Regions from separate parts of the Homo sapiens genome. Here regions 1 and 3 are each linked to region 2. The links are chromatin loops, found by intact Hi-C in ENCODE. Cell type or tissue: heart left ventricle. All regions are shown on one strand. Links, peaks and the distances in the headings refer to the core of each region. The heading gives the core; the rest is flanking DNA.

Region 1 (5,825 bases), core at 384-5,383, 120 kb before region 2:
GTGCACATGTACCCTAAAACTTAAAGTATAATAATAATAAAAATAAATAAAAAGCATGAAAAGACCAAAAAATTATTTTAAACTCACACACACACAAAATTCTACCAAAATTTTACTGCATGTCATTTTTTTTTTTACCTTAGTAACAATACATGCTTTTTTCTTTCTCTACCAGCATTTTCATACACTTCATATGCACAGACAAATAATTTTGTGAGTGCATTTTTGCCTGTCGTTTTTCAGTTTGCTTTTAGTCTGCACAGAACAAAGCTCTCATGAACATTGCTTTACTGAGGGCATACTATTTCATTGTGTGACTGGACCATAATGAACTCGGCATCCTTTCTTAGGACACTTAAGTATTTGCAATTGTTTTCTATTTTATAAATATTTTTCCTTGCATAATGCAGCCACTGCATTTTAGATTTTTTTAAATAATTTTCTCATGTATTGAATTATTATTTTTTTTTGAGACAGGGTCTTTCTCTATGTCCCAGGCTGGAGTACAGTGGTGTGATCATGGCTCACTGTAGGCTTGGCCTCTTGAGCTTCAGCAATCCTCCCACCACAGCCTATTTTTTGTAGAGACTATGCCTCACTGTGTTGCCCAGGTTGATCTCAAACTCCTGGCCTTAAGCAATCCTCCTGCCTCAACCTCCCAAAATGCTGGAATTATAGGTATGAGCCACTGCATCCAGCCCCAGGCGTTAAATTAATGAAGTGAAAGTTATTATTTAAAAATAGTTATTCATATATGCAGTAAGAGAGGAAGTGATGTTTCAGGGACTCTGAGTCTGGGGGAAAAGTCTTTCAGAGTCAGTCAATCCCTGAGCTGAAAATTCACTAGACCAGATGTTTCCTGATGCTGATAAAAAATTATCAAAGTCATAAATGTTTTCAAAGTTTATACTTTTAATATGTGTAAAACCTTTGGAAATTATCACAACTTACAATGTGTGATTTGTGATTGGTCTTGTTTCTTTCTGGAGGACAGGATGAAGAATGAGGTCAGGCTACATCTTTCAGATTGGCAGGTGGCACCTTCACCCACGTTCCTCACATAGGCCCCCCTGCCCTCCCCCGGCTCTGCCATGTGCATGCACACACTCACACACTCACACAACGCTGACACAACTCCACACACTCACACTGATGAGGATTGCCAGGTAAAATCCAGGTATAAGATGCGCAGTTAAATTGAATTTCAGTTAAACGATGAATACTTTTTGAGTATAGATATGTCCCATGCAACATTTGAGACATTACTTATACTAAAAATCTATTTGTTGTTTATTGGAAATTCGAATTTAACTGAATGTCCTTTTATTTGCTAAACCTGGAAACTCTACTATTCCCACAAACATACATACACCCAAACATGATCACATGACTCGCACATATACACACTTTCCTTTGCATTGTATACTGTTTATTTGCTTATTATAATATAAATGGGTACCCCAACCACTGAAATGAAAAGCACATGTCATGGCAGTAGCTTGATATATACTTTTAATAAAATTACAAACAAATCTCATGTCTTACAGGTGACCATCCTAGAGCATTAAAAACAGATCCTGGGTTGGGCAGGGTGGCTCACGCCTGTAATCCCAGCACTTTGGGAGGCCGAGGCAGGCAGATCACGAGGTCAGGAGATCGAGACCATCCTGGCTAACACGGTGAAACCCCGTCTCTACTAAAAATACAAAAAATTAGCCGGGCATGGTGGCGGGTGCCTGTAGTCCCAGCTACTCGGGAGGATGAGGCAGGAGAATGGCATGAACCCAGGAGGTGGAGCTTGCAGTGAGCCAAGATCGCGCCACTGCACTCCAGCCTGGGTGACAGAGCGATACTCCGCCTCAAAAAAAAAAAAAAAAAAAACAGATCCTATTGTGTCTGGAATTCTAGTGGCCAAAGTGAGTTCCAAATTCTAGTGGCACAGCGATTTTCACAAAAGAGGCCAGCACACAGGCCACCGTCAGATAGCTCAGGGTGATGTGGTCCTCAGCTCACTGCTCCCCCTCACTCTTGGCAGCTTCAGATCTCCCTGTAAATGCTTCCCCTTGCACTTCCTAAGTTCTGGGCATGTTTATTTTACAGAAAAGGGTCTCAGCCCATCTGGGATTTGTTTGGAAGGGATATAGCCTCTCTGCTTTCTTTATAAAAGTAACCCCGAGTCTTTCTGTAAGTGGGCCAACTGTTAACTCAGCAGTGGGCCTCACCTTTTCCTGGGTGTGTTTCTGGAAGCAGTGTGTGGAGCCTGAATGTTAACTGTTTCATGCGTTGTGCCCCACGCACTGTCCCCTGCTTGGTCTTCTTTAAAATAACCTCTACAGGGCTGCCTGCCCCTCTCTTCTTTGTCCTCAGGGCCCTCAGTTTTGCTGAACAAGTAGGCAAGCTCAGCTTATCTTACGTGAATGAGTGAATGAGTGAATGAACCGGAGATTGGATTCCAGCTCCTTTTAATCTGTTTGTAGTTTATAATTTTCACCATGAACAAGTGGTGCTCTTGTAGTCAGTGATCATTGAATTCAAACTAAGTGGGTCCACCACGACCAGGACATTCAAAACCATCTAAATTTTGTATATAATTCCAGGAATAACTTGAGAACTATTCTGCTTATTCCTCTTGGTATAAACTGAAGGTGTGTGGAATAGTAATAAACCAGGCCAAAGAGTAAAAGGACACCCCAAATATTCATATGCCACAACTTCTTTCAGTGAAATGAAGGAAATGAAGAAAAAAAAGAGCCACAGCCTATGCAAGCTGGCAGTGGTTAGGGAACCAGCGGCTCCAGGGTGTGCAGTGAAGGGGAAATGCGCTCCTGGGGCTGCTGAGTCGGTGAAGGCGGTGTTGTGGTTTTCCTGCAGGCTTTCACATCCACGTTGGCTAGTGCTAAAGGAAAATCCACTCCTTTACTTAGAGCTCATGGTTTCCTCCCATCCGTAGAAACTGAGGCTCTGCGGATGTGGCTCAGGGAGAGGTGGTTGGCATCATGAGAAGCGGCAATCATTCAGCATCAGGCTTTTTCTTTCTTCCAAGGAGCATGCAGAACTTTCTGCACACTTATTTCATTAGTCCCCTGAAGAGCCTGGGGGTGGGGGAATTGCCAAGAAATGCTCTCCACGTCCCACACAATTGAAAACAGATCTGCCCAGGGTACAAAGGAGACCAAAGCAGGGTGCCTTCACTCCTCTGCACACTGCGCCAGGTCTGTAATGTGCCATCTTCAGCTCTTCATGCCAGAACATGTGGCTTAGTGCAAACAAACACATCCACATACCTAATCACTCTGTGAAATCCACATCTAAGTACACATTTGGCCCTTTCGACCCCCCAAGAGACTGCCTAACATGGGCCTGCTTTCTTGTAGAAAAAGCCTATTGTCATGAGGTCAGAGACTTGGTTTCTGAGAAGAGGAGACAATTGTTTTATCTGAGGAGGAAGGATGTAGGGGGGAGCAGAGGACAAGATGGCTTTTGTCTTTAATTGAGGATGTGTTTTCACAAACATAGAGAGAAGTATCTACGCATCTATGGATAGGCTCCGGCCATTGCAATCATTTGTCATCTTGCAAAAATAAAAAAGGGGACGACTCTTCAAAGAGACATAGCCTTAACTCCCCACCCCTTGAGCGGGGGCGGCTCTTATGCACTTCCACAGAGCAGAATGTGGAAAAGGGAAAGTAGCTTTGAAGCTGATAAAACTTACCACCCCCCGGCAAGAAGTCATGCCGATTATGTGCCTTTCATATGCTGTGAGGGTGCGATACTTCAATTCTGTGGTCTTCTCCCAAACCCCCAGTCCAACCATCAGAAATATGTCAGACAAACCCAAAAGGAGGGACATTCCACAAAATGCCTTACCAGGACTCCTCAAGACTATGACGGTCATCAAAACCAAGGGAAGTCTAAAAAATGGTCACAGAACAAAAAAGCCTCAAGAAGCCTGAGGGGCCTGGTGTGGTGGCACATGCCTGTAGTCCCAGCTACTTGGGAAGCCAAGGTGGGGGGATTGCTTGAGGCTAGGAATTTGAGGCTTCAGTGAGCCATGATTGCAACATTGCACTCCAGCCTGGGCAACAGAGCAAGACTCTGTGTCAAACAAAACAAGAGGCGCAAAGATGAGATGTAATCTCGTATCATGGGTAGGATCCTGGAACAGAGAAAGGACAAGAGGGAAAAACTACTGAAATCTGAATAACATATGGATTTAGTTAATAGTAAAGTACTGATATTTGTTGCTAGTTGTAACAACAATGTACCCAGTAATGGAGTTGATAACAATCAGAGAAACTGAAGAGGGGCATCCAGGAACTTTCTGTACTATCTTTGAACTTTTCTATAAATCTAATGCTATTCTAAAACAAAAAAGTTATTTAAATTTACAATAATAAAAAGGGGTGGTCCTGAGCAGAAGGTATACAACATCTATGCTTGCAAGGAAGATTTTTAGAATGTGGTATACAATTAAAGTTCTTGAGTTCTTTCCAGGTTATAGTAGAAAGAGAATTTTGAGGGAAGCTGATTATTAAATAATGAAATTCTCCAAGGCAAAAAGCACTTGCCTTATGCTAAAAAATGTGAACAGAAATACCCAATACCAAAAGAATCTGAAATTCAGCCCCTCTGTTAGAATTTGTTATATAGGCTTGGATACCAGTAAGCTGAGGTCATTTTTTTAGTGGGTAGAAGGGACTGTGGGACTGTGCAGAGTAAATTCTATGTGAGCCTCTGATGAAACATGGCAGACTGACCCCAAACCTTTGTCTTCACTTCCTCTCCAAATGACTGTGATGATGGTAAAGAAATAAACAAAACATAATAAGTACAAAGAACATAAAGAAGAAGCCATTCCTAGAATAATGTTGATGTGGTTTGGCTATATCCCCACCCAAATCTCTCCTTAAATTGTAGTTCCAATAATTCCCAAGTGTCATGGGAGGGATCTAGTGGGAGGAAATTGAATCACGGGGGAAGTTTCCCCCATGCTGTTCTCACAATATTGAATGAGTTCTCACAAGATCTGATGGTTGTATAAGCATTTGGCATTTCCCCTGCTGGCACTCATTCTCTCTCCTGCTGCCTTGTGAAGAGGTGCCTTCTGCCATGATTGCAAGTTTCCTGAGGCCTCCCCAGCCATGTAGAGCTGTGAGTCAATGAAACCTCTTTTCTTTATAAATTACCCAGTCTTGGGTATTTCTTTATACCAGTGTGAGAACGGACTAACACAGATGCTTTAGAAGAGAAACAGCTAATATCTACAAATAGCCTTCTCTGAGGCTGAATATCTGCCAGTCTAAATTCTCTCCCTATGAGAATTTGTAGATGAACTGGTGGTAACATACCTAGGCAGAAAGGCAGAAAAAAACATAAACTAAGTGGCTATGGAGGAGAGTAGCAGCAAGAAGTCAGCTGGTGCATCCTGCAGAAACCCACAATAGCCCTTGGGCCAAGGCACGATACCCCAAGGGCAGTGCTGAAAGACAGTCTGATAGAGGATTCAGTGGGTGCCTCCCTGATCCCAGGTTTCCCTCTCCCCAAAGGCAGGAGGTCAGTTTATTCTCTGGAGACATTGAACCAAGCTATTTTAGGATTCTGTACACACAGAAGAGGGTGCAGACCAGCCCGAGGGCCAACTATAGGGGGATTCTTTGAAATTTTTCATCATGAACAGTGGGGCCATTTTTCTGGCCCTTTCCTCTGACCTGTTCCCAAAGACCTGCAGCCCAGTGTGCACTTATCAAACCATGGATTAGAGGATTATTTTGAAGAGACAGACCCCATCGTACTTAACTTATCCAGAGAAACAGCTCCAGATAAAA
Region 2 (5,825 bases), core at 225-5,224:
GACTTCCCTCATAGAACTGTAAGATTCTCATCTAACTCCAGAGTCACTGCATACCTGACTCATGAAGACCTTTTCTGTCTGCATGAGCCCCTTAGATGCTCCTTCTATTGAACTCAACCTGAGTTTACCTTCCACTCTGGACATGGGTCAGGGCTCTGATTCTACCCTCCAGAGGAAGGGCAGCCCCTGCTGCCCCTGTTCCATTTCTTGGCAGCTATTTGGGGTGCATGGTGTGTGGTGTTTGCTATAGAAGGATGCCACTGAAAGGTTCTTCTAAAGAGACTAGGGGTGGCATTGCTGAAGCCAGGAAACTCTCTTAGGGGTGGTATTTTAGTTTCTTTTCCATAGCAAGGCCTGAATAAAGGCCTGCATGAAGGGTAATCTTACATGTCTTCCCTCCCTTCTTTGTTTTTATTTTAAAATTTCTTAAAGAGATAAAACATTTTTCACAGGTCAATTTTCCTAGAAGCAAAGCCCAAGGTAAGAATTATTTTGAATTATTTACTAAATGAGCATTTTAGGAGAAGAGATAGGAAAGAAATGAGGTGGGGCAGAGGAAAGGGCCAGGTGAAAATGTGGTGTTGCTGGGGTCTAATCTCAGCGTGACCCTACATGTAGCATGACAGCACTATAGGTTTATCCCACTTCAAAGCAAGGGGACCAGTCTTTTGTATTCCTGTGTCAGATACCAATGGATGTGTATGCTGCCTGATATTTCAGGACAAGTGGAAACCATTGGCCAAAGGCAGTTCTTCAGAAAAGTATGCAGCTGTGAAATGTTAGCAGCCCACATGCCCAGCAATTGGGGATGAGTGCAGGGTCCTGATAAAGGAATCTGGGTTAACACAGGACAGGGCACAAATTACTGTTAGGAGAACCCTGCTTTCTTGCTTTTTTTTTTCTGTTATGCCCTGAGAACTTCTGTGCATGTAACGTGTCCTTGTGGAATAAAGGTTCATGAGCTCAGAGACTTTACATCTGAAAATCAAAACAAAATCTTTTTATGTCAAGGGTTGCCCTGCTTGTCCCCATCATGCCCAAGATAGTGGTGGACGCAAGGCGGTAACCTTAAAGTGTGTGTTGTTGAGTGGCTAGTGCACTTGAAGGAGAATGGCTCAATAACATCTCCAGAGCAGCTGTACATCCCAGTGGGTGGGGGGCAGTGGAGAGGTCATGGGGAGACAGTGGGTGGTCTTGCACAGAAAGTAACATGAAACTCTCAGTCCTGCCGACCACGAAATTCATTTGCAGCTCAGGGTCCAGCCAGTTTATGCTTCTTCACATCAAAACGTTTCAGACACAGCCAGGATCATGGAAAAATCATTGCAAAACTTGAGAGCCTTTAGTTTCAAGCAGCCAATTCCAGGAATATCCACAGGCAGCTGGCATTTTGCAGAGCATTAGGGGGAGCAAATCACTGGAGAAATTAGTTTACAAACTTTTTTTTTCAAAGTGAATGCAGAGCATAGTCATAGTCAGAGAATAAGGACTTTTTGCATACAATAATAATGTCCTTGAAAAAGCAATATAACAGCCCAATAAAGATCAAGGTGGGCTAAGAAATACATGGGGTTCCTACAAGAACAGAACAAAAATAAGTGAAAGACCAACTGAATAAGGATGGAAATTTCTGTGTCTAGGAAGAAATAAATGCTTTCCACAGAGCTCATTAGAGTCACCTTTTGCAGTTATTGAGCATATTTGTGTTTAAATTAATTGGATGGTGAAAAACACATGGCACATTTCCCTAATTCAGATAGCATAAGATGAAAGACAAAGAACCAACTCAATAACAGATTTTTTTTTCAAGAGAGGAGCATGACATAAAATGTAAACTCTGAGGGTAAGATGCATCTCAATTTCAGGAATATGAAGAATGTGAGGGTGGAAGGGAAGGGTGTGTGTTGGAATCAAAATGTGGGAATACAATAGTTTTCTTTCTGAAGTGCAAGTTTAATAATGCTCTAAAGTTTTATTATTTCACAGTATTTGCAGGTAAAGAAAATATGTAACTTGTTTTTTCCTCACCTGAGTATTATAGGAAGGATCCTAGTGTCAGGACTGGCCAAAAACAGGGCAGAGTCTCATTTTTTTCAAGGCCTATTCCTGTCTGGACTTTTGTCCATTAGAATGGGACAATAGCCATTTTCGTGTTTGGCATCTTCATGCAGGCGTCAGGAAGCTGAATTACAAAAAGGAGCTCAGAGCCAAAGAGACCTGAGAGCCTGCCCTGGCCACGGCAGCTCTTGAGGTCTTTGGTTTTCCAGGAAAAGACGTCGCGTGGGCCCGGGAGGCTGCGCTTCCAGGAAGGACCCTTATTATAAAGTTTAAAGGCAGGGGCTGCCGTTCCACATTCCTTAAGCTAAATTCACACTTGGGACCTTCAGCAGTGAATATGTATTTCCTTAGAAATCCCTGGGGTTATAATATTTATAGCCAGAGGTGGGGCTGTTCCATCTGGGAGGGTGTCTGATCCTTCAGCAGAGTTGAAAACCAATGTATACCCAGAGCGCATCCATCTTCATAACCACCCTGCAGGTTTGTACGAACAGGAAGAACAAAGGGCTTGACCAAATACTTATTGTGAATTTTCTGTGTGTTTAATGATCATCAGCTGTTGGTGAAAAAAATGAATAAATATTCAAAGCACTTTCAAGTTTTAATTATCTGTGTGAAGCCAAAGGAGTAAGGAAACCACAGTCCTTCAATTAAACACTCACAGGTAACCCAAACCTGTCACCTGTTCACTTTTCTGCCAAGATTTTTCTATACTGATTGCCTCAGGTGTGAGTGTGAATTGTGGAAAATGTCTAAAATGGAGCCATTAAGCACATCAGTACCAAGTGCATTTGTCTTAAAATACAATTTTGACACCTACTCTGTAAGTCCCAGAATTGGCCTTGAAGGTGAAAGGCGAACCAGACATTGTCCACCTTTGTCACCCTGATGTGCGCAGAGGCTGAGGGGACCTCACTCTTTCTTGCTGAGCTAGAAAAAAATGTGTGCGAGTCCAGGGGAGGGTGCCGTTTTTCCATCCTTTTCAGAAAGGATATTGATCATATCCTTTTCCTTCGTGTCATCACAGGGGCGGCTGCTCCAGGAAACCCGGCTCCTCCTTGATGAGGCTCAGGAACATGATTCCAGGGCAATGCACACCACATCCTGCCCCTCCCTGCGCATCCCTGAGGCTTCAGCGCCGCTCCCCTGGCTCCAGGCACATCTTGCCAGAAGCCCCTCTGTCCTGCAAATCAGCAAGACTTGCCTGGTCTTTTGATGGTTGAAAGGGTTTTTTTTTTTATTTTTTGCTCTGCAGAACATAAACATTCTGCCTCCAGTGTGTGTGCTGCTGAATCTGCTCCCCACATTACTGTAAGAAAAATTGTCCCCAAATTTACATCTGTGCATTAAATGACTCAGTGGTTACCCATTGCTGCTATATAACTTAATACTGACCTCGAGGGGTTGTTGTTGGAATAAAAGAGGCCTGTGTGAGTCGGTGTAGCTCATAGTCGGCACGCACTAGTGTGACATCACCCTCTTTGCTCCAGCTTCATGACCGGCCTTGCTGTGTTCTGACACCACAACTTTCAGTTGCTGATAATTCAGACTTCATCCGGACTCCTGATACTCCTGCGCTCTTTCTCTGGGTTAAGGACCAGGATTGCAGAGGGCATCCTCAATGGAAAGAGAATGCAGGTGGCTATGAACCCTGCAAGGTGCATAAAATCAAATTTATGGGCATAGAAAACAAAAGGAAGGCTGGAGATGGTGGCCTGTTCTCTCCGTGTGGAAACCCTTTTGTGAGTCACTCTCATTACGCTTCAGTTCCTCACATGACAACATTCCCCAGCAGCAAAGCAAATGGGTTCTTCAGCAAGATGGTGCCTTGTTTTGATTACTGGGGATTACTTAAGCCATGAAGAATAGCTTCCATGCTAGTGTCAGTAATGAAAAAGCCGTGGAGATGATGTCATTATTACTTATTTTTGAGCCCCAGTAGAATATTTGTTATTTGTTAGAACACCAGACCACGTAGTTTCTTACCACAGGGACTTCCAGTCTCATACCGTGTATAATGCACTCACCGTGTACAGTACAATAAACCAGATGATATGTCGTAAAAAGGCGGTCATCCTTACTTGGAGTTTCCCACTGCTGATTCTATTAACATTCAGTACAGACCCTTCATTCCAAAGATAGGCATCATACTGTCAGAGCCTCTTAGCGTGTTTACCAAGCTTGCCACCAGCTCATCAGCCCCCTTAACTTCCAGGAGTGGATCTGAGGAGCTCTGTGGTTTGCTCATGGTTACCTCTCCACCCTGGCCATGGTTCATTGGGCTGTATGTGGACCCTCATGCAGCTGCGCCTGTCGGGGTCCTGTTCTGAGAGTTCAGGACGGGACTCAGATGCCCAATCTGGGCAAGTCTCTTAAATGGAAGGAGCAGGGTCACATCTTACACCCACCAAAGCTCTCTAAAATCAGAGAGAATAAATAAGATGTCCAGAGGGAGGCAGCCCTGGCTGTGTGCTTGGTTTTGATCCTTTATAAGACATGGTCTCAAGTCTGGAGATACAAATTTCCCCTTTCGACTTAAGCTAGCTCACAGTGGTTGTTCCTTGAAAACAGAGTCCTTATCCAGTGTCTCCCACCAGCTCCAAAGCTGGATGCAAGAACATGAGTTTGCTGGGTATGCACATGAGCCAATGGTGCCGCCAGACTCTTTGAGCCCTCGGTGGCCTACCGTGGGGCCCTCAGGACCATTGGCTCAGTCTTGCCTCCTACAAATAAATGTTAAAAGCAGGCCAGGAAAGTAGTAATCTATACATGGCCCAGCAGTTTGGAAGTAGTTTTGCCCAAATGTGTGGTAGCCTACAAAAATCTAAATGCTCAGGGGCCAAGCCACTGACACATTTTAGATTTCTGCCATACTCAGAGAAATGTCAGATGCTGAGGGCTTTTCGGTTGCCTGCATACATTGGACATTTATGGATTTCTCTGTCCCATGTCTTGCAGCTCTTACTACCCAAGCCCTGTATTTTTACCCCTTCTACTTGTTACCTAGTTTGATTATACTGCTCATTGAGTTAGAGAGAGAGAGAGATAGGGAGGAAGGGAAAGAAAGACTAGAACCCAAGATCCCCTACTCCCACTTCCCAATTAATTCATTATTTGCTCATTCAACACCTATTTTATTGTGTTTCTGCTATGAGTTTGCCACTGTACTGGGCCTCTTGGACATAGTGGAGAACAACATTGGTGAGGGTCTTGTTTCCATGGAGCTTCTACTCTAGTGGAGACAAATATTAAGCCAATCATTACTACACAGAGGGAGAAGGCAATTGGTCTAAACTGGAGTAGAATCCATTGGATAGAGAACTCCCTAAGGAAGTGAAGCTTAGGCCTGAGCTCTTAAACATGTACAGAATTAAGTGGGGCCAATATATTTGTGCAGGATGTGATGGAGTGGGCATTCCAGGCAGAAGAAACAGCATGTGCAAGGGCCCTGTGGTGGGAGATGGCACGGTATGCTCCAGAGTCTGTGAGAAGGCCAGTGTGGCTAACACAGAGATGTAGGGAGCAGAACGAGGGAGGCCAGGCTGGCAACAAATCCTGGCTGTACCCAGGCCATTGTCCATGCCAAGGATTCTGGCTTTTGGTCTAACAGTGGGAAAATGGAAAGTCACTGAACTGGTTTAAGCTGGGGGATGAAGAGAAAATGTGTGTGCCTGAAATGTGCCAAGGTCCAAGTAAGAAATAATTGCAGCTTTGACTAGGAAATAACTGTGGATGTAATGGGAAGGGGAGAGAATTCAGAGTTATTT
Region 3 (5,825 bases), core at 384-5,383, 120 kb before region 2:
AGAAATTTGTTTCTCACAGCTCTGGAGGCTGGGAAATCCAAGATCAAGGCATCAGCAGATTTGGTGCCTGGTGAGGACTCTCTGTCTGGTTCACAGGCAGCATCTTCTTGCTGTGTCCTTGGTTTTTTTGTTTGTTTGTTTGTTTGTTGTTTTTTGTAGACGGAGTCTCCCTCTGTTGCCCAGGCTGGAGTGCAGTGGTGCAATCTCGGCTCACTGCAACCTCCGCCTCCTGAGTTCAAATGATTCTCCTGCCTCAGCCTCCCGAGTAGCTGGGACTACAAGTGCATGCCACCATGCCTGGCCAATTTTTGTATTTTTAGTAGAGACAGGGTTTCACCGTGTTAACCAGGATGGTCTCGATCTCCTGACTTCTTGATCCGCCCACCTCAGCCTCCCAAACTGCTTGGATTACAGGCATGAGCCACTGTGCCTGGCCTCTCCCTTGGGTTTTTAAATTAAGGGCCCTAATATCATTCATGAAATCACCCTCCAAAGACTTTGCCTTGTAATATCATAATCTTAAAAGTGAGAATTTCGACACAGGAATTTGGGGTGAGGGACATATACATTATGACCATATCAATATTGTAGAGAAATATTAGAAGATTAAAGGACTCTTTTGGGAAGTAAAATAGACAAAAAAGAAGCAGAAAAATAGAGAAAAGAAACCTAGAGGCATCTTCTGTTCCAGAAGATGCAGCAACTGGCTCTTCAGAGTTCCAGGAAGGCTGAAAAGCATAAAGGAAAGGAACCTGTCAAATAAGCAGTGGAACAATTCTATACTCCTGAGGCATGTGTCTCCAAGTTAAAGAAGCCGTAAGAGTACCCCCCCAAAAGACAGGAGAAACATACATACCAAGGACACCTTCATGACATTTTGGGGTTCTAGAGAGAAAAAAAAAACGTCCTGAAGGTTGAGGGTGACACAGAGAGAGCAGAAAGGAGAGAAGATCCCATTAAAAAAAAAATCAGAAGGCAATGCTGGAAGGGAAGAAGTTAGTGCAGCAAAACCTTCAAATTCTAAAGTACAGCCTAGAATTCCACATCCAGTCAAATAATAAAGTAGAGGCAGAATCCAGATATCCAAAAATATCAGGTGTCTGCTTCCAGGAAGATAGAATAGATGGACTATCTATCTATCCATCCCTATCCATCCTGCTAAAAGTAACTAAAATTTGGGACATTGTGTGCAAAGCAAACATAAGCCTCTGAAAGGTGAAGAGAAAGAGGCAGATGGGCCAGGGACCCCAGGACCCAACGGATGACCTAGCGGTAAGTCCCAGGAATCTCTTTTTGATTCATATTCCAGAGTCAGAGCTAAAGAAGTGAGCCACCCAGAAATACCAACAGGCACAGGCAAGAAAGGCCCCCCAAAAGCCTGCTCTCTCTGGCCAAAGAACTAAGACTTGGCAAGACATAAAACCTTCAGGCACACTGCCAGTGAGAATGTAAATTGTATAACCTCTTTGGAGAACAGCGTGGAGATATGGCAAAGAACTAAAAATAGAATTACCCTTTGGAGTGGCAACGCCACTACTGTGTATCTACCCAGAGGAAAAGAAATCATTATATAAAAATGATACCTGCACTCATATGTTATCACGGCACTATTCGCAATAACAGTAATATGGAATCAGTTTAAGTGTTCATCAGCAGATGATTGGATAAAGACAATGTGATACATATACACAATGGAATACTACTCAGTCAAAAAAAATGAAGTCATGTCTTTTGAAGTAACATGGATGGAACTGGAGGCCGTTATCTTAAGTGAAATAACGCAGAAACAGAAAATCAAACACCACGTTTTCATTTATAAGTGGGAGCTAAATAGTGTATAAACTAGGACAAATTGTGAAATGATGGACATTGGAGACTCGGGAGGGTAGGGAATAGGAGACAGGTGGGTGATGAAAAATTACTTAATGGGTAGAGTACACATTATTTGGGTGATGGGTGCCCTAAAAGCCCAGACTTCACAACTATACAATATATTGATGTAACAAAATTATACTTATATCTCTTAAGTTTATACAAATTTAAAAAAGAAAGCCTGTTAGCAACATCTGCTTTACTCCATCTAAACACCACAGAAAATCGGCAGCCCCATCTCCACTCACCAAGGCCAGATGGGGAGCCTAGACTACCAGGCTAATGAGGAGTCCAGCCCCCACAATGAATGGGTCACCGTCAGAGAAGACTGAGTAGGGAGCCAAGACTTCCATCCCTGCCAGCCTGTGAAAGTCCCTCACTCCCATGTTACCAGGAAGACCGTGGAGGGAGCCTGGACTTTTTGTGGATGCTCATCAAGTTGGAAGAGTTTTCTTCTATTCCTATTTTTCTGAGAGTTTCATCATAATGGGTGTTGAATTTTGTCAAATGCTTCCCTTCCCCCTTGATATGACCATGTGATTTTTATTTAGTCCGTTAACATGGTGGATTATATTCATTTTTACATATTAAAGCAGCCTTGAACTCCTGGGGAAAAAAAATCTCACTTGATCATGGTATATAGTTATGTATTGCTGAATTCTATTTACTAATATTTTGTATGGATTATTGCATCCGTATTTTTTAGGGATAGTGGTCTTTGGGGTTTTTTAGTACTATCTGGTTTTGGTATCATAGTAATTCTATAATCACAAAATTAACTGGCATAGCATCCTTTCTGCCTTATTCTTTTGGTCAAGTCATCAGAGCCAGGATCAAGGGGAGAGCACATAGAGTGCAAAGAACTTTGGGGCCACATTTAAAGCCACCATAAAATTCAGTTAGGCATTCTGAATTATGACTCAAAAGGCATTATTTCAGGAACAATTTAATGGGGAATAATACTGTGCTTTCAGAACATCACAGGCTAAACTTTTGGGTGGGGGCAGAAGGAAGGGAACCATCTGCCTTTGTGGCTTGTCTGCATTGTTTCTATGGGAAATGTGTTCTGAATTCCTAAAACAATGTGCAAACAAGCTTTTTTAACTCAACCCTTTGTTTGCTGTATGATATTTCTTAATTCTGAAATGTAAAAAGCCAGTGGGGTAAGTCGTACAAGGTGACTGGCAGGACCTGCTGGAGCTGAAAAGGAATTGGGTAAGAAAATAGTGGCGATGGTTGCACAGCTTATTACAAGTGCCTGAAATTTGTTGGCCTGAAAGCCAAGGCTGATCTGTTACTGGATGATTGCCATTCTTAGACAAGTGATGGCAGATCCAAGGGTGTTGCTTCCTCTCATGTCCTCAGCGCTAGTGTCCTTGGGGACAGCAAGTGTTTTCCTGGCAAGCCACACTTTTCAGTTCTTTCATAGCTTTAGTCAACAGAAAAGCAGCCCTATGCTTTCCCACAAGCTAGTTGAGAGTTGTGGAACTCCACATTCCTGGATGTGCACAAATTCCTTGTGGTACCTCTTGCTTAGACTGGCGCCAGCCACTCTTGTTACAAGTTTACTTTACACTTAAACCCCTTCTCACAACATTTCCTGCCAGGTGGGGTGGTGAACCTAGCGGGGACTGTGATCTCTACAGTTTTAGGACCTCCTTTAAAGAATAGTCTGTCCATTAAAAGAACCGTCTAGATTTCTACTATGTGTCCCAAGTTTCTTAGTTTGCTTGTGTTGTCTCAATTTCCCCATTTGTAGAACTTCTTCTTCATGGACTTCCATCATAGAAGCTAACACCACAGGCAAGTTCCCTTCCCCACTGAGGGTGGGCTCACCCATGCTGGGGACTCCCTGCTCATCTGACCATTGATAGTTTGCCTCCTCTCATTGACTTCCGATTGTCTCTTAATTTGTTAAATATTTCCTTTGTTTCCTCTTGTTCCCCCAGAGGCTCAGTCGACTTTGTTCCTCTGCCTACCACCACCTCTGGGTTCTGGAACAGAATATCCAAGACCAAATTCTGTCATAGATGGCAGTACATGTGACAAGGCCATCCTCATGTCAGCATGTCAGGTGAGGGCAGGTTTGGGCACTCTGGCCTATGGGAAAACCCAGACGAAACCAATATGGATAGGGTATTGGTACAAGTAGCTCCCCACCCACCTGCTCACTCTCCTCCCAGTTCCTGTAGTCCTTGAATAGGTTCTGCACTCTAAAGCTTTGATATACATTTAATTGGTAACCGACAGCTGACTGAATTGTGAGGTGCTTAAAGAGGAGACAGGTTGTGCTACAGATAGACTGCAGTCAGTCACAAGATGTGTCTGGAATATGGGTTTTTTTGTGCCACGGACCTCTTTGGCAGTCTGCTGGAGCCTGTGAAACCTTTCTCAGAAGAAAGCTGATAAGTGCTGAAAATCAAATACGTGTGATTTAAAGAAAAAGCACTAAACTATGTAAGTATAGTCATGTCTATGTGGTTTTAGCTATTAACAGGTCCTAGCAGCAAGTGTGATAACTTCTATAATTTCCAAGTAGTGGGGAACATAAATGCTATTTGAAGATATATTTACATGTTTGAAATGAGATGAAAATATCTTCAATTTCTGCTGGAAATAAAGTCATAAGTCCTGATAATAAAACTCTAGCTTGTTGCCTCCATTCATGGTAGAAGGAGATGCCAAATTTCAGTTACAGGCTAGTGGAAATAAAGATGTAATTTCTTCTTAACCAAATTTCTGTCCTCAGACCTCAAGGTGGAGATCCCATCCCTGTTCCTAACAGAATTCTCCCCAAGATGAGAAGGACATTTTGTTAGGGAAATGGATCTTTGGCTCTGCAAAGGAGTCATCCTGGCTGCTCAGGAGTATGGGGGAGCTGTTGATCATATTAAATTGAGAAGGTTTTCTTACTGCCCCAGGAAGCCTGAATTCAAGTTCCTGGTGACTTGAGACAGAGGAAGGAGAGGCAAGCTAGATGCTTTGTGAGAGGGATTTGGACAAAGGCTTAGGGTAAGCGTAGGTGAGTATGTATGTGCGAGGTGGGGATGGCCTGTGCCCAGGGGAAACAGTGGTGCCTGCTCAGATTTAAGCTCTTTCCATTTTACCTATCATCCTCTGCTCTTCCAAAGTTCCATGCAAGGGTCCTTTGTTAGGTGCCAAGAAATGATGAAGAAGGGACAGTGTCAGTGCTTGAAGGAAATGAGAGATGGATAAGCCAACAGGCAAGCAAGGGAAGACCTAACACCTCCACTCCCCCACAGCTTTTAAAAAAGCCCACGTGGAAGCTCAAAGCTATGGAGGAGGATTCAATCACAAGATGTCCCAAGCTCCACCCCTAGCTGCCCTTGGGAATGTTTGGTTCATCATGGCTTGACATGTATGTGATACTTAGTATGACAAATATATAGTGAATACCATATAACAAAGTTTATTAACTACCAAAAGGTAAATTCCAAGAAGAAAAGAGTGACACAAATTTTGTTCCTTTCAGCTCATGGGGTGAGTGGAACAGGTGATTCTAGAGAGATGAAGAACTTGTTTTCTGAGTGGTCCAACTTTGATTTTCCAAGTTAACTATTTGGAGTCCTGAACAAAACAGGTAAAGAAGAGCAGCTCTGACTAAGGTCAGACGGGGCTCTGGACCAGCATTCCTGTGCCTGTACCTTTATGAAGCCCAGGCAGAGGGACACTGCCTCTTCCAGCTCCAAGGAATGGATCCATAATAATGACTGGGCCATGGATCAACAGGCAGCACAGCCTACGATCCTGGATTAGCCCTCCTGCCCATCCCCAGAATTCCTGTAAGCTCTTTATCCAGGCAGGAACAGAGCCCTAGGCATGTTCCTGAGGACTCAGGCACCTGGGCTCCCAGGCATGCCCAGATACTCCCTTCCCCAGCCTGAAGAGCCAGCACCAGTGACCTGGAATTTTTTTCAGAATTATCTTTGAAA

What was found. A loop is a pair of places that touch in the nucleus more often than their neighbours do. Peaks named below come from ENCODE experiments on the same cell type or tissue, not always from the same donor. Only the 100,000 strongest peaks of a DNase experiment are listed, where the experiment ranks them.
Region 1: a loop joins it to region 2, with 8 times the contacts of the local background. A loop is called at or near these places in 19 of 110 quality-filtered maps.
Region 3: a loop joins it to region 2, with 10 times the contacts of the local background. A loop is called at or near these places in 19 of 110 quality-filtered maps.

The regions. Positions count from the first base shown.
Region 1 is chr20:22,981,811-22,987,635 of GRCh38, reverse strand. No RefSeq gene overlaps it. Among named protein-coding and RNA genes, the nearest start is that of SSTR4, 51 kb to the left of the region's middle. In heart left ventricle, for the core only: no CTCF peak of the experiment used is centred there; a DNase peak (open chromatin) is centred at 2,825; H3K27ac peaks cover 2,031 bases.
Region 2 is chr20:22,859,456-22,865,280 of GRCh38, reverse strand. No RefSeq gene overlaps it. Among named protein-coding and RNA genes, the nearest start is that of SSTR4, 170 kb to the left of the region's middle. In heart left ventricle, for the core only: CTCF peaks have their summits at 2,234 and 2,444; DNase peaks (open chromatin) are centred at 2,260 and 3,140; H3K27ac peaks cover 2,212 bases.
Region 3 is chr20:22,974,652-22,980,476 of GRCh38, reverse strand. No RefSeq gene overlaps it. Among named protein-coding and RNA genes, the nearest start is that of SSTR4, 58 kb to the left of the region's middle. In heart left ventricle, for the core only: no CTCF peak of the experiment used is centred there; no DNase peak of the experiment used is centred there; H3K27ac peaks cover 1,730 bases.